Regions from separate parts of the Homo sapiens genome. Here region 2 is linked to region 1. A link is a contact called in ENCODE Hi-C or POLR2A ChIA-PET data. All regions are on one chromosome and are shown on one strand. Each heading gives the region's core, a stretch centred on a gene start or an enhancer-like site at or near the end of the contact. The rest is flanking DNA. Distances are from core to core; before and after follow the strand shown.

What was found. A loop is a pair of places that touch in the nucleus more often than their neighbours do. ChIA-PET counts read pairs that join two places held with the same protein, here RNA polymerase II (POLR2A). Pooled maps may share reads with other maps.
Region 2: a loop to region 1 is called in a pooled map, with 2.6 times the contacts of the local background. The contact joins the promoter of SMIM44 here to the enhancer-like site in region 1. A Hi-C loop is called at or near these places in 10 of 168 maps with a recorded cell type or tissue (CD8-positive, alpha-beta T cell, aorta, cardiac septum and 3 more), 3 of 37 single-sample maps with no recorded cell type and 10 of 50 pooled maps. POLR2A ChIA-PET finds 5 or more read pairs at or near these places in 14 of 52 experiments (AG04449, AG04450, GM10248 and 10 more).

The regions. Positions count from the first base shown.
Region 1 is chr19:3,435,569-3,443,476 of GRCh38, reverse strand. The region is part of intron 6 of NFIC (nuclear factor I C); the gene reads right to left. Among named protein-coding and RNA genes, the nearest start is that of SMIM24, 41 kb to the left of the region's middle. RefSeq lists enhancers at 7,841-7,890, 7,817-7,908. Within about 2 kb of position 3,319, at least 5 of the 41 ENCODE cell types and tissues checked have a DNase peak (open chromatin) inside an H3K27ac peak, as active enhancers do.
Region 2 is chr19:3,482,072-3,489,979 of GRCh38, reverse strand. It overlaps SMIM44 (small integral membrane protein 44), which reads left to right and starts at 6,539. Exons shown (of 2, transcript NM_001395954.1): 1 at 6,539-6,778; 2 at 6,929-7,870. The coding sequence starts at 6,577. The coding sequence ends at 7,176. It overlaps LOC105372246 (a long non-coding RNA gene), which reads right to left and starts at 7,002. Exons shown (of 5, transcript XR_936264.2): 1 at 6,694-7,002; 2 at 1,725-1,852. RefSeq lists silencers at 4,781-4,830, 4,841-4,890 and an enhancer at 6,223-6,761.

The DNA.
Region 1 (7,908 bases), core at 2,070-4,569:
TTTATTCCGTTGTGAGCAGGGGGCAGACTTTTTTCTTTTTCTTTTTTTTTTTTTGAGATAGGGTCTCACGCTGTTGCCCAGACTGGAGTGCACTGGTGCAATCATAGCTTACTGCAGCCTTGACCTCCTGGGCTCAAGCGATCCTCCCAACCTCAGCCTCTCGAGTAGCTGGGACTACAGGCACACGCCACCACATGCAGCTAATTTGGTATTTTTTTGTAGAGACAGGGTTTCCCTATGTTATCAAACTACTAGGCTCAAGCGATCCTCCAGCCTTGGCCTCCCAAAGTGCTGGGATTACAGGTGTGAGCCACCACACTCAGCCTCAATTTTTTTCTACATAATTAATACAGGTTTCTCAGCCTCAGCACTGTAGACATTGGGGCTGGCTCGTTCCCTGGGGAGGGGCTGTCCTGGGCACTGCAGGGTGCTAAGCAGCATCCCTGGCCTCGACCCACTCCATGTCAAGAGCTCTCCCAGTTGTGACAACCACAGATGTCCCTAGACACCGGCCAGTGTCCCTGGGGGTGGGGCAGCATCGCCCTGGGTGAGGACCTTCTGTGAAGGCACTAGCCTCCTCTCTTAATGTGGTCCTCACAGCTGCCCCGTGCAGAGCTTACAGGAGCTGCGCCCATTTCACAGATGTGGAGGCTGAGGCCTGATGGGGGACGTCACTCGCCTAAGGCCATAGAGCCAAGGGGGGGTGGAGGTGGAGTTGGAACCCAACTCTGTCCCTCCCCAGGCCACGTTGCACTAGCCTCCACCCTGGGGTTAAAAAAAGGGATGGGCGGGCTGGGCTCGGTGGCTCACACCTGTCATCCTAGCACTGTGGGAGGCCGAGGCGGGCGGATCACTTGAGGTCAGGAGTTTGAGACCAGCCTGGCCAACATGGTGAAACTCCATCTCTACTAAAAATACACAAATTAGCTGGTCATGGTGGCAGGCGCCTGTAGTCCCAGTCCCAGCTATTTGCGAGGCTGAAGCAGAAGAATTGCTTGAATCTGGAAGGCAGAGGCTGCAGTGAGCCGAGATCATGCCACTGCACTCCAGCCTGGGCAACAGAGTGAGATTCTGACTCAAAAAAAAAAAAAAAAAAGGGATGGGAAGCCTGGGGTGACAGAGGAGAGGAATGGATGGGGGCTGCCTGCCCCGCCCTGTGTAATAACCGCCTGTGGACGGGACCTTTGTCGCCTTCAAGGGGGAGCTACACAAGCAGCAAAAACAAAGCACAGTGGGGGCTGCTCCAAGGCACCTTCCCTCCACCCCACGCAGCCGCGTAAGCAGGGAGGCCTCGGGTGGAGGCGGCCAGGAGAAAGGGCCTGGCCCAGGCCCCAAGCGGGCAAAGCCTAGAGGCTGGAATGTGGGGCCTGGAGGTGTGGGGTGGGGGTCTTGCCTGGCATCGGGCTGGCATGATCCCCCCAGGCCTCTGTGAGCCTCAGGGTTGGGGACTGGCTGAGCACTGCCCGGGAGAAAAGGCCCCGAGTCCGCCAGAGGAAGGGAGAGCTGCTCTAATCAGCTTAACCCCCTTAATGAGTGGCTAATTGGGGGCTGTCTAGACAGGAAGCTGGAAAGGGCAGGGAAGGGTGGGGGGAGGATGCCGAGGAGGAGGAGGAGCATCCCAGGGTGGTGGCCAGGGGCCAAGGGCACCTTCGGGAGAGACCCTGCCTGCCTGGGTTCCTGTTTTGTGTCCTCCCTCTGCGGAGGCACCCGGCTTGGGACAGCCTTGCAGGCTGCAACAATAAGCCTGGCCCTCCCCGTGCCCCCAGCCCCTCCGGCCCTTCCTGTGCCCCCGGCCCCTCTGGCCCTTCCCTTGGGCCCCTCTGGCCCTTGCCTCGGTCCACCAATGAGGTTACAGCTGGGCCCCACTGGGAACCTCAGGAACCCTGCTCCAGCCCAGGGGCCAGGCCTGTTCTGAGGCGTCCCCCTTGGGACTTCAGAGGCTGCGAAATGTTTACCGATGCAGGCCACAGCGATGGGGAGAGGCCCAGGAAGCACTGGGCATAAGCTCGGGGCTCTGCCCCTTCTTTGCTGTGGGACCTTTGGGCCTCAGTTTCCCCACTTGTCAACTGATGGCCAGGGGCAGCCCTGATCTCACAGAGTGTTGCCGGGAGGGGAAATAACCCGGCTTAGGACATCACAGATGCCCCATAAAACAAAGAGAGCGAGGTACCCTGAGTGGGGCCGCTGGGAACGGCCACGTGGTTCCGTGTCCCTGTGCACCCGCTTGCCGCTGGGGTGACCTGGAGCAGGTGATGTCACCTCTTTGAGCCTCAGGGTTTCCCTCTGCAAAATGAGGTGCCTGCCAGGCACCTCCGCAGGGCTGTCTGGGACTAAAATGTTGGGAAGGGACATAGAGAAAAAGCGGCCAGCCGGGTGTGGTGGCTCACACCTGCCATCCCAACACTGTGGGAAGCAGAGGCAGGAGGATGAGCCCAGGAGTTTAAGACCAGCCTGGGCAACACAGGGAACTCTGTCTCTACAAAAAGTACAAAAAATAGCCAGGTGTGTTGGCAAGTGCCCATAGTCCCAGCTACTTGGGAGGCTGAGGAAGGAGGATGGCATGAGCCCAGTGGGCGCTGATCGCACCACTGCACTCCATCCTGGGCGACAGAGCAAGTCACTATTTGGGAAAAACAAAACAAAACAAAACAAAAAAGGCCAGGCGCAGTGGCTCACGCCTGTAATCCCAGCACTTTGGGAGGCCGAGGCGGGCGGATCACCTGAGGTCAGGAGTTCGAGAGCAGCCTGGCCAACAGGGTGAAACCCCATCATTACTAAAAACACAAAATTAGCCGGGTGTGGTGGAACTCCTGAGGTCAGGAGTTCCAGACCAGACTGGCCAACATGGTGAAAACCCGCCTCCGCTAAAAATACAAAAATTAGCCAGCCGTGGTGGCGGGCACCTGTAATCCTAGCTATTCGGGAGGCTGAGGCACGAGAATCGCTTGAACCTGGGAGGCAGAGCTTGCAGTGAGTCAAGATCGCGCATTGCACCCCAGCCTGGGCGAGCGACAGAGAGAGATTCCGTCTCAAAAAAAAAAAAAAGAGTGGCCCAGACCAGGGGTCACGCACCTTCTCCCCACTCCGTTTAGGTGCTTTGCATATGCCTCTGGCTATATTATAGGGGAGATTCTGCCCGCAAGAGACATTTGGCCAGGTCTGGGGACATTTACGGTTGTCACCACTGGGGGGTGCTCCTGACACGGAGTGGGTGGAGGCCATGAACTCTGCACAGCACCCAACAGTGCCCAAGACAGCCCCGCCCCAGAGGATGGTCTGGCCCCAAACATCCACAGTGCAACTCCTCAAACCACGATTCTCCCTGCTGGGAATGCCCTCCCATCATCTTCCCTGCGGATAAATCCACTTAAATCATCCCGGTTGTAGCTTAGCCGCGAATTAATAATAAACCCGGCTCTCACGCCCCAGGTGCGTGCTTTACGTAAAGTCCAGCCCTGGGCCACGGGTGTTAAAATTCTTCCAGTGTTTGGCCGGGCGCGGTGGCTCACGCCTGTAATCCCAGCACTTTGGGAGGCCGAGGCGGGCAGATCACGAAGTCAGGAGATCGAGACCATCCTGGCTAACACGGTGAAACCCCGTCTCTACTAAAAATACAAAAAATTAGCCGGGCATGGTGGTGGGTGCCTGTAGTCCCAGCTATTCGGGAGGCTGAGGCAGGAGAATGGCATGAACCCGGGAGGCGGAGCTTGCAGTGAGCCGAGATCACACCACTGCACTCCAGCCTGGGCGACAGAGCAAGACTCTGACAAAAAAAAAAAAAAAAAAATTCTTCCAGTGTTTTCTCTTCACTGGGATATCAAGGCAGAGTTTTTTGAGATGGAGTTTCGCTCTTGTTGCCCAGGCTGGAGTGTAATGGCACAATCTCGGCTCACTGCACCCTCCGCCTCCCAGGTTCAAGTGATTCTCCTGCCTCAGCCTCCCGAGTAGCTGGGATTACAGGTGCCCACCACCACACCCGGCTAATTTTGTGTTTTTAGTAATGATGGGGTTTCACCCTGTTGGCCAGGCTGGTCTCGAACTCCTGACCTCAGGTGATCCGCCTGCCTCGGCCTCCCAAAGTGCTGGGATTACAGGTGAGCCTTTTTTTTTTTTTTTTTTTTTTTTTTTTTTTTTTTTTTTTTTGAGACAGGGTCTTTCTCTGTTGCCCCGGATGGAGTGCAGTGGTATGATCATAGCTCAGGGCAGCTTTGACCTCCCGTCTTAAGCAATCCTCTCACCTCAGCCTCCCAAGGAGCTGGGACTACAGGTGTACACCACTATGTGATGCTATTTTTTTTTTTTTTTTAAGTAGAGATGGGGTCTTGCCATATTGCTAGGATTACAGTTGTAAGCCACTGCACCCGGCCAGCAACCTGATCGTATAGCAGAGGAAATTGAGGGGCAGAGAGGTTAAGGAACCTGCCAAATGTCACACAGCTGGAGAAGCAGAGAAGCCAGTTGCCCGAGCTCCTCACTGCTCTGTCAGCCTGATTCTCCTCCTCGGGGAGGTCCTCCCTTTTCTTCCAAGTTCTATCAGGGTCCTCTTGTTCCCCCTGACTGTCTTCTGTGCCTCCTCCTCTGGGCTGTAGTCACCTGGATAAAAACCCATCTCCCTCACTAGGCTGTTAGCCCCTGGAAGGTAGGGACAAGAGTGGGTTGGATCATCTCTGTGTCCCCAGGGCCTCAGGTAGGGCCAGCACACAGGAGGGCTTTACACTGAGGATGAAACCCTCAGGAGGAGGCCGGGTGCGGTGGCTCACGCCTGTAATCCCAGCACTTTGGGAGGCCGAGATGGGCGGATCACGAGGTCAGGAGATCGAGACCATCCTGGCTAACACGGTGAAACCCCGTCTCTACTGAAAATAGAAAAAATTAGCCGGGCGTGGTAGTGGGTGCCTGTAGTCCCAGCTACTCGGGAGGCTGAGGCAGGAGAATGGCGTGAACCCGGGAAGCGGAGCTTGCAGTGAGCTGAGATGGCGCCACTGCACTCCAGCCTGGGCGACAGAGCGAGACTCTGTCTCAAAAAGAAAAAAAAAAAAAAAAAAAAGAAACCCTCAGGAGGGAGTGAGTTTGCCATCCCCTGAGGTAATCAAGTGGAAGCTGCAGGAGCACAGACCTCCTCTGACATTCCCTGCTAGCTCTGCGATTCCCAATCACAGAGCAGAAGCTGGTGGGGGCTTCCTCTTTGTCCTCCCCCCATTGCTACCACCTCCTTCCCCAGTGGAAGGGGTTGCCAGTGAGCAGCCGGGCAGAAAAGTCAGACTGAGCTCCAGAGCTTAAAATGTTTTCTTTTTGAGTTTTCTCTGTTGAAAGCTAGATTCTTTATTTTCCACCTTTCTCCTCTCCTAATAAATAGACTTAAAGCTACAATTTTTCCTCTCAGGGTTGCTTTGGCTCATCGCAAAGGTGGTCTTTCACTTTAATTAGCGTGCAGTTTACATTCTGACAGCCTCATCAATTACAGAGTTAATGAGAAGTCACGGCTGGGTGCGGTGGCTCACACCTGTAATGCCAGCACTTTGGGAGGCTGAGATGGGCGGATCACTTGAGGTTGGCGGATCACTTGAGGTCAGGAGTTCAAGACCAGCCTGGCCAACATAGTAAAAACCGTCTCTACTAAAAATACAAAAATTAGCTGGTTGTGGTGGTGCCCGCCTGTAGTCCCAGCTACTCGGGAGGCTGAGGCAGGAGAATCACTTGAACCCAGGAGGTGGAGCCGAGATTGCACCACTGCACTCCAGCCTGGGTGATAAGAGCGAAACTCCGTCTCAAAAAAAAAACAAAAAACAAAAAACAAAAAAAACGAAACAGAAGTGACTTTTTTTTTCTTTTTTTTTTTTTGAGACATAGTCTCGTTCTGTTGCCCAGGCTGGCGTGCACTGGCGTGATCTCTCAAAACAAGCAAGACTCCATCTCAAAACAAAAACAACAAACAAACAAAAAAAGAACCTCATAAATACTGAGACAGGTCCCCTGAGGGATGGAGACCCTTTAGGAATGTTCCTGCTCTGGGAGCCCACACTGTGGAAGGGAGGGGCCTTGGCACCTGAAATGTCACAACTAGATGCGTCCGAGTGCCGGAAAGAGACAGGAATTTTTTTTTTTTTTTGAGACGGAGTCTCGCTCTGTCACCCAGGCTGGAGTGCAGTGGCGCCATCTCAGCTCACTGCAAGCTCCGCCTCCCGGGTTCATGCCATTCTCCTGCCTCAGCCTCCTGAGTAGCTGGGACTACAGGCACCCGCCGCCACGCCCGGCTATTTTTTTTGTATTTTTAGTAGAGACGGGGTTTCACTGTGTTAGCCGGGATGGTCTCGATCTCCTGACCTCGTGATCCGCCTGCCTCGGCCTCCCAAAGTGCTGGGATTACAGGCGTGAGCCACCGAGCCTGGTCAGAGACAGGAATGTTATAAAGACGTGGATGACAGTGACCTCCCGTTTCCCGGGTATGTCGCATGGGCCAGACGGTTGCTTCACGCACATCCTACCCTTCCTCCTCCTGTAGCTCCCAAAGAACATTATTCACATCACCCCCATTGTGGAGATGAAGAAACTGAGGCTTAGAGAAGTTAAGTGATGTGCCCCAGGTTACACAGCACACAGAGCTAGACACGGGCAGGGCTGGGATCTGAACCCAGGTCTCTCCAATGCCTGAATCTGACCTCTTAATCCTAATGTTATACTGCTTCTAAAAATCCTACAGGTGGCCGGGAGCAGTGGCTCACACCTGTCATCCCAGCACTTTGGGAGGCCGAGGTGGGTGGATCACCTGAGGTCAGGAGTTTGAGACCAGACTGGCCAACATGGTGAAACACTGTCTCTACTAAAAATATAAAGATTAGCCGGGTGTGGTGGTGGGTGCCTGTAATCCCAGCTACTTGGGAGGCTGAGGCAGGAGAATTGCTTGAACTCAGGAGGAAGGGTTGCAGTGAGCCAAGATCTCGCCACTGCACTCCAGCCTGGGTGACAGAGCAAGACTCCATCTCAAAAAACAAAAATTAAAAAAAAATAAGAGGGGCCCGGCATGGTGGCTCACACCTGGAATCCCAGCACTTTGGGAGGACGAGGCAGGAGGAAAGATCACACTTGAACTCAGGAGTTCAAGACCAGCTTAGGCAACATAGTGAGACCCCATCTCTACCAAAAAAAAAAAAAAAAAAAAAAAAAAAATTAACGGCGCATGGCAGTATGCACCTGCAGTCCGATACTTGGGAGGCTGAGGCAGGAGGATCACTTGAACCTGGGAGGTCGAGGCTGCAGTGAGCCAAGATTGCACCCCGGCACTCCAGCCTGGGCAGCAGACCGAGACTCCGTTTCAAAAACAAACAAACAAACAAACAAACAAAAACAGAGGCCGGGCGTGGTGGCTCACGCCTGTAATCCCAGAACTTTGGGAGGCCGAGGCGGGCGAATCACCTGAGGTCGGGAGTTTGAGACCAGCCTGACCAACATGGTGAAACCCCGTCTGTACTAAAAATAGAAAAAATTAGCCGGGCATGGTGGTGCATGCCTGTAATCCCAGTTACTTGGGAGGCTGAGGTAGGACAATTGCTTGAACCAGGGAGGTGGAGGCTGCAGTGAGCGGAGATCGCGCCATTGCACTCCAGCCTGGGCAACAAGAGCGAAACTCCATCTCAAAAAAAAGAAAGAAAGAAAGAAAGAAAGAAAGACACCCCAGAGAGGACCCTTCTGAAGACAGAAAAGCAAGAGGATAAAATCTTCCTAGAAAACGACGCCATGGGAATGGAGACCCTACAGAAAGGAGACGAGTCTCCTGCAGAACCAGAAGATCCCATGGAGATGGGAACCTGGTTAAAAAAAAAAGTAACCTCAAGAAGGACCCCAATGAGAAGGGATCCGGCATCTCAGGACCTTCTAGAGGGGAAGAGGACAAACAGGGTCCCTACAGAC
Region 2 (7,908 bases), core at 5,290-7,789, 43 kb before region 1:
GCTCACTGCAACCTCTGCCTGCCAGGCTCAAGCACTTCTCCTGCCTCAGCTTAACAAGTAACTGGGATTACAGGCATGCACCATCATGCCCAGCTAAATTTTTTTTTTGTTTTTTTTTTTTTTTCGAGATGGAGTCTCGCTCTGTTGCCCAGGCTGGAGTGCAGTGGCACGATCTCCACTCACTGCAAGCTCCGCCTCCCGGGTTCACGCCATTCTCCTGCCTCAGCCTCCCGAGTAGCTGGGACTACAGGCGCACGCTGCCACGCCCGGCTAATTTTTTGTATTTTTAGTAGAAACGGGGTTTCACTGTGTTAGCCAGGATGGTGGATGGTCTCGATCTCCTGCCTCGGCCTCCCAAAGTGCTGGGCTTACAGGTGTGAGCCACCGTACCTGGCCTGTTTGTATTTTTTAGTAGAGACAGGCTTTCACCATGTTGGTCAGGCTGGTCTCAAATTCCTGACCTCAGGTGATCCACCCGCCTCGGCTTCCCAAAGTGCTGAGATTACAGGCATGAGCCACCACACCCAGCCTTTTTTTTGCCTCCCCCCGAGATGGAGTCTTGCTCTGTCACCCAGGCTGGAGTGCATTGGCGTGATCTCAGCTCACTGCAACCTCTGCCTCCCGGGTTCAAGTGATTCTCTTGCCTCAGCCTCCCAAGTAGCTGGGATTACAGGCACGTGCCACCATGCACGCCCAGCTAATTTTTGTATTCTTAGTAGAGATGGGGTTTCACCATGTTGGCCAGGCTGGTCTTGAACTCTTGACCTTGTGATCAGCCCGCCTTGGCCTCCCAAAGTGCTGAGATTACAGACGTGAGCCACTGCGCTTGGCTCACTTTTTTTTTTTTTAAATGGAGAGGGTCTCCCTCTGTCTCCCAGGCTGTAGTGCAGTGGCTGATCACTGCAGCTTACTGCAGCCTCAACCTCCTGGGCTCAAGCGATCCTCCTATCTTGGCCTCCCAAGCAGTTGGGACCTCAGGTTTGCCCCACTGTGCCTGAGTAATATTTGTATTTTTTTGTAGAGACGGGGTCTCAGTATGTTTTGTTCTGTGTTGAGACAGGGTCTCACTCTGTTGCCCAGGCTGGAGTGCGGTGGTGCAATCTCAGCTCATTGCAACCTCTGCCTCCCAGGTTTAAGCAATTCTTGTGCCTCAGCCTGCTGAGTAGCTGGGACTACAGGCACATGCCTCTATGCCTGGCTGATTTTTGTATTTTTAGTAGAGACAGGGTTTCACCATGTTGGCCTGGCTGGTCTTGAACTCCTGGCCTCAAATGATCTGCCCTCCTCAGCCTCCCAAAGTGCTGGGATTATAGATATGAGCCACGTGCCTGGCCATCTTGTTTATGTTTTAGAGACAGAGTGTTGCTCTATTGCCCAGGCTGGAGAGCAGTGGCTCGATCTAAGCTCGCTGCAACTTCTGTCTCCCAGGCTCAAGTGATCCTCCCACCTCAGCCTCCTGAGCAGCCAACATCCATTCTACTATGGTTCCGTGGGGCTCTCTCTCTTGCGATCTGTTCTGTCACTTTCTTGTTGGCCTCCAACCTCCCTCATCCTCACTCAGCTGATGACCTTGCTTTCGGCTTCAGTGAAAAAATCAAGCAGACCTTCCGCACACCCCACCAACAGCTGTGCCCGCCTGCCTGTCCCTGTGCCGTGCATGCTGCCTCCCCTCCTGCCTGCTAACGCTGGCTGATGAACTGTTGGTTCTGCTAGCCAAGACTTACCTAAGATCCTTGTGGCTGTGCAACAGATTACTCCAAACTTAGCAGCTTCAAACAGCTGGACTTGGGTCAAATCGTGTCCCCCGAAAAGGCTTGTCCAGGTGGTAACCCCTGGTACCCATGAATGTGACCTGATTTGGAAATAGAGTCTTTGCAGGTGTTGTTAAGGATCTCAGCATGAGATCATCCTGGATTTAGGGTAGACCCTACATCCAATGACCAGTGTCCTTACAGAGACAGAAAAGTGGACCTGAGCACAGAGGCACATGCCTATAGTCCCAGCTACTCTAGAGGCCAAGGCAGGATCGCTTATGCCCAGGAGTTCAAGACCAGCCTGGGCACCATAGTGAGACCCCCATCTCTTTAATTAAAAAAAAAAAAAAAAAGACAAGGCCGGATGCGGTGGCTCACACCTGTAATCCCAGCACTTTGGGAAGTCAAGGCAGGTGGATCACCTGAGGTCAGGAGTTCGAGACCAGCCTGGACAACATGGTGAAACCCCATCTCTACTGAAAATACAAAAATTAGCTGGGTGTGGTGGTGCATGCCTGTAATCCCAGCTACTCAGGAGGCTGAGGCAGGAGAATCACTTGAACCCAAGAGGCAGAGGTTGCAGTGAGCCGAAATCGTGTGCCATTGCGCTCCAGCCTGGGTGACAAGAGCAAGACTCCATCTTAAATAAAGAAGACAAGAAAACCCCCAGAGACAGAGGAAAGAAGACAGATACCTTTCCTGTGGGTCACGAGTCTGGGAGCAGCAAGCGTATCTGGATGTTTCTGGCTTTGGGTGTTTCATGAAGTTGCAATCAAGCTGTCGGCCAGGGCTGCCTCATCTGAAGGCTCAACTGGGGCCGAAGGAGCCACTTCCAAGGTGGCACCTTCCAATGTGACATTGGCTGCCTGAGCCACCTCTTTTCCTCACCAACTCCTCGTCCTTCTCATCAACTCACAGCCATTACTTCAGCCCTTCCCCCTTTTCTCTCCTGCCTCCTTGGTTTCCTCTCTTTACCCATCAACACAGACCAGCTGCAATGTTTTTAAAACAACAAGAAAAAGCTGGGCACAGTGGCTCACACCTGTAATCCCGGCATTTTGTGAGGCTGAGGCAGGTAGGTCACTTGAGGTCAGGAGTTGGAGACCAGCCTGTCCAACATGGTGAAATCCTGTCTCTGCTAAAAATACAGACATTAACTGGGCATGGTGGCACATGCTTGTAGTCCCAGCTACCTGGAAGGCTGAGGTATGAGAATTGCTTAAACCTGGGAAGTGGAGGTTGCAATGAGCCGAGATGGCCCCACTGCACTCCAGCCTGGGCAACAGAGGGAGAGGGAGTCTTAAAAGAACACCACCACCACCAACAAAACAAAACCCTGGAAAGTAGTCCCAGCTATTTGGGAGGCTGAAGCAGGAGAACCACTTGAACCCGGGAGGCAGAGGTTGCAGTGAGGAGATCATACCACTGCACTCCAGTCTGGGTGACACAGCGAGACTCTGTCTCAAAAACAAACAAAAATATAAAAAGCCACCCTCACCGGGCGCAGTGGCTCACGCCTATAATCCCAGCACTTTGGGAGGCTGCGGTGGGTGGATCAAGAGGTCAGGAGATCGAGACCATCCTGGCTAACACAGTGAAACCCCGTCTCTACTAAAAGTACAAAAAAAAAAATTAGCCGGGCGTGGTGGCGGGCGCCTGTAGTCCCAGCTACTTGGGAAGCTGAAGCAGGAGAATGGCGTGAACCCGGAAGGCAGAGCTTGCAGTGAGCTGAGATCGCGCCACTGCACTCCAGTCTGGGCGACAGAGAGAGACTCTGTCTCAAAATAAAATAAAATCATAAATAAAATAAAATAAAAAGCCACCCCCTTTTTTGTAGAGACAAGATCTAGCTGTGTCACCTAGGCTGGAGTACAGTGGCACAATCTTAGCTCACTCCAGCCTCCAGCTCCTGGGCTTAAGCAATCTTCCTGCCTCAGCCTCTCAAGTCCCTGGGACTACAGACATGAGCCACCACCTGGCAAGGGTCACACTTTTTTTTGTTTGTTTGTTTTTGAGATGGAGTTTCGCTCTGTTGCCCAGGCTGGAGTGTAGTGGCGGGATCTCGGCTCACTGCAACCTCCGCCTCCCGGGTTCAAGCGATTCTCCTGCCTTAGCCTCCCGAGTAGCTGGGATTATAGGCACATGTCACCACGCCTGGCTAATTTTTGTATTTTTAGTAGAGATGGGGTTTCACCATGTTGGTCAGGCTGGTCTTGAACTCCTGACCTCATGATCAGCGTTCCTCAGCCTCCCAAAGTGCTGGGATTACAGGCGTGAGCCACCACGCCCGCCCGGGAAGGCTCACACTTCTACACATTGTTGAATTTCCTCCTCCCAACACCCCAGGAAACTTTACCCACCCCATTGTAGAGAGAAGCCAGGGAACCCTGGAGAGCCAAGGTCATGCTGTGACGGGCAGAGCTGGGATTTGAACCCAGGTCTTCCTCACCACCACCTCCTACTGCCTTGTCCTGGCTTCCCTGGCCCCTGGCTACTTGGAATTCCTTGTGTTTCTCCCCAGGTTTCTCCTCTGCAATGTTCCTAACTCAGGAAATGGCAACACCATCATTGCAGGCATTTAGTCTAAAAACAGATTTTTTTAATGAAAAATCGATCCCAAGGCTGGGTGCGGTGGCACATGCCTGTAATCCCAGCACTTTGTGAGGCTGAGGCAGGAGGATCGCTTGAGCCCAGGAGTTAAAGAGCAGCCTGGGCAACATAGTGAGACCCTGTTCCTATAAAAAAAAATACAGAAAATTAGGTAGGTGTGGGGGCACAGACCTGTAGTCCCAGCTACTCAGGAGGCTGAGGCAGGAGGATCGCTTGAGCCTGGGCAGTCAAGGCTGCAGTGAGCCAAGATCCCACCACTGCACCACTGCACTCCAGCTTGGGTGACAGAGCAAGGCCCTGTCTCAAAAAAAAAAAAAAAAAAAAAAAATGTCCATCTCAAATCTGCCTACTTTCCTTCCACTAGGACCAGCTCAGTCCCCTCCTGGCTCCTCCTCTGGCCCCCATAGTCCGTTCTCCCCAAAGCAGCCACCAGGGGGCACCTGTGAGCACCTGGGTCCGGACCCATCCCTCCTCTGCCCACAGCCCTCCATGGCTCCCACATTCCTCAGGGTCTAGGCCGAAGTCTTCCTCACAGTCTACACGGCCCTGCAGGACCTGCCCTGACAGCTCCCCATCCTCCCCTCCCCCCCACTCCCCCGGCTCACTCTGCTCCAGCCACACTGGCCTCCTCACTGTTCCTCCAACACGCCAGGCACAGTCCTGCCCCAGGGCCTTTGCAGGGGCTGTGCCCTCTGCTTGGAACTCTCTTTCCCCTGGATCTCCCATGGCTGGTTCCCTTTTTCCTCCAGGTCTTTGCTCAAATGTCACCTCCTCAGTGATGCCTTGGCAGCCCAATTTTTTTTTTTTCTTGAGATAGTCTCACTCTGTCACCCAGGTTGTAGTACAGGGGTGCAATCATAGCTCACTGCAGCCTTGAACTCCTGGGCTCAAGCAATCCTCCCACCTCAGCCTCCTGAGTAGCTGGGACTACAGGCACTCACCACGCCTGGCTAGTTTTTAAAGTTTTTGTAGAGATGCAGTCTTGCTATGTTGCCCAGAGAGATCTTGAACTTCTGGATCAAGTGATCCTCTTGCCTCAGCCTCCCAAAGTGCTGGGACTATAGGCGTGAGCCACGGCGCCCAGCCACACCTCCCTTTCTAACCTAATATATCATTTACTCTAAGGTTATGTTTCTTTCTTAGCATCCATCTCCCTCCCTGGAATGTCAGGTTTTGGTCTTTCTTTTTTTTTTTTTTTTTTGTTACGGAGTTTCGCTATGTTGCCCAGGCTGGAGTGCAGTGGGATGATCTCGGCTCACTGCAACCTCCACCTCCCAGGTTCAAGCGATTCTCCTGACTCAGCCTCCCGAGTAGCTGGGACTACAGGCGCCCGCCACCACGCCCAGCTAGGTTTTGCATTTTTAGTAGAGACAGGGTTTCACCATGTTGGCCGGGCTGGTCTCAAACTCCTGTCTCAAGTGATCCGCCCACCTCGGCCTTCCAAAGTGCTGGGATTACAGGCGTGAGCTCCTGCGCCCGGCCTGGTCTTTCTTACTCATAGCTGTGTCCCAGCACCTAAGAGAGTGCCCAGCCATAGTCGCTGCTCAATACATATTCGATGAATGAATGAAGAGCCAGGCACGGTGGCGAGGACCTGTAGTTCCTGCTACTTGGGAGACTGAGGCGGGGGGATCGCTTGAGCCCAGGAGGTTGAGGGTGCAGTGAGCTATGATCGCGTCACTGCACTCCAGCACTCAGGGCGACAGAGCGAGACCCTGTCTCAAAAATAATAATAATATTAGCCAGGCATAGTGGCGGGCACCTGTAATCCCAGCTACTCCGGAGGCTGAGGTGGGAGAATCACTTGCACCCGGGAGGCAGAGGTTGCAGTGAGCTGAGATCTCGCCTTTGCACTCCAGCCTGGGTGACAAGAGTGAAACTCCGTCTCAAGAAAAATTAAATAAATAAAATAAAATAATAAGAATTAAAAAGATGAATGAATGAAGAGAGTGAGCCGGCCATGAGGAAATCTGGGCAGGGCGTTCCTGGGAGAAGGAAGCGCAGGTGCGGAGGCCCCGAGGTGGGGACGGCTGGGCAGAGTCGTGGCTGGAGCTGAGCAGGTAGGTTGCGGGTGGGCGGAAGTGATTTACAATGTGATTAACCCAGGCAGATGGTGGCCGTGGGGCAGCCGCCCAATCCTCTTAGCTCAAAGCCCCTTAATACTTCCGCTGTGTGGGTCACCTCCGGGCCTCCCCTGTGCCGGGCGGACACCATGCCGGGGCTGGCGGCCGAGGGGGAGGCCGAGGGCTGGAGCCCGTCCCCGCCGCTGTACGAGGAGTACCGGCCGCCGCCCCTGGACAGCATCCGCCTGCCCAGGTACGTGCTGTACCTGCTGCTGGCCGCGCTGGTGGTGGTGGCCGTCGCCTACGCCATCGTCGGGCACCTCATCAAAGACCTCGCCCACGACCTGGCCGGTGAGCTGCCCCCACCGAAACCCAGCTGGGGCCGATGCTGGGTCACCCTGGGTGGGTGGTCAGGGGATCCTAGTGCTTCTCCTAGCTGAGGAGGGGACAGAGGAGGGTGGCCGGGGCCGGGGAGTTGCCTCACCAGCTCCCTTGCCGCAGACTGGGCGTTTGGCCCGAAGCCAGACCAGGAGGCCGCACCCCGGGAGCTGCGCCCCAGCCTGACCGGCGAGGACTTGGAGGGGCTGGACCTGCAGCTGGCCCTGGCCTGGCAGGGCGAGGAGGACGCCGGCGGGGGTGGGGAGGGAGCCCCCTCTGAACCCCCGCCTCCCCCGGAGCCCCGCCGCCCCTCCATTGCCTTCAAGGACCCCCCATCCCGAAGCTCCTTCTGGAAGCTGATGGCAACTTGAATCCTGAATCCGGGTTCCGGACGCTTTGGCGGTCGTGTAGACAGAACTTACGCGCGCCGGAGCCCTTTCTGCAAACCCTGAGCTGCCCGGTCGCAGCGGACGGCTTTCTCCTTCCCAGCCGGCAGGTTCCGGGGGTTGGACGCTGGCGACTTTCACATACGCAGAGCCTGCCCGGCTCAGCCTCAGCCAAGCCGTCAGCAAACTGTGAATTAGAAACACTAGGGCGATTTAAAACGTTGTAATATTATCGGCCAACCTTACCGAGTGCTTAGCGTGTACCTGCTGCTGTGCAGAGCAGGCTTTTTCTATGCAGTATCTCATTTAATCCTCCGAGGTAGGACTGATCGCCCCCACTTAACAGATGGGGAAACCGAGGCACGCAGTGATGAAGTGGCTTCGCCAAGGTCTCAGAGCACAGAGTGCTTTTCTCAGAAAAAGCCCAGACAACTGACTGACTTTGGAGGGCAGGATCTCCAAGGCGGGTCCTGCCCCCACCCCCTCTGCTGGGCTCCCCTACCTCCAAATCTTCTCCAGCCCCCGCCTCGGCTGCTGGGTTTGCTTGTCTCTGGGGGGTGGTCCTGACTTCCTAATCAGATCGAGAGCTCCCAGACAGCACCAAGGCCTCCTTCTCTTCCAAGCCCTGCACAAGACGGGATACACAGTCAGAGTTTAATAGATGCCTGCCTGGCTGGTTCAAGCAGACCTGTGGCCATCCTGGGGCTGGGATGTGTG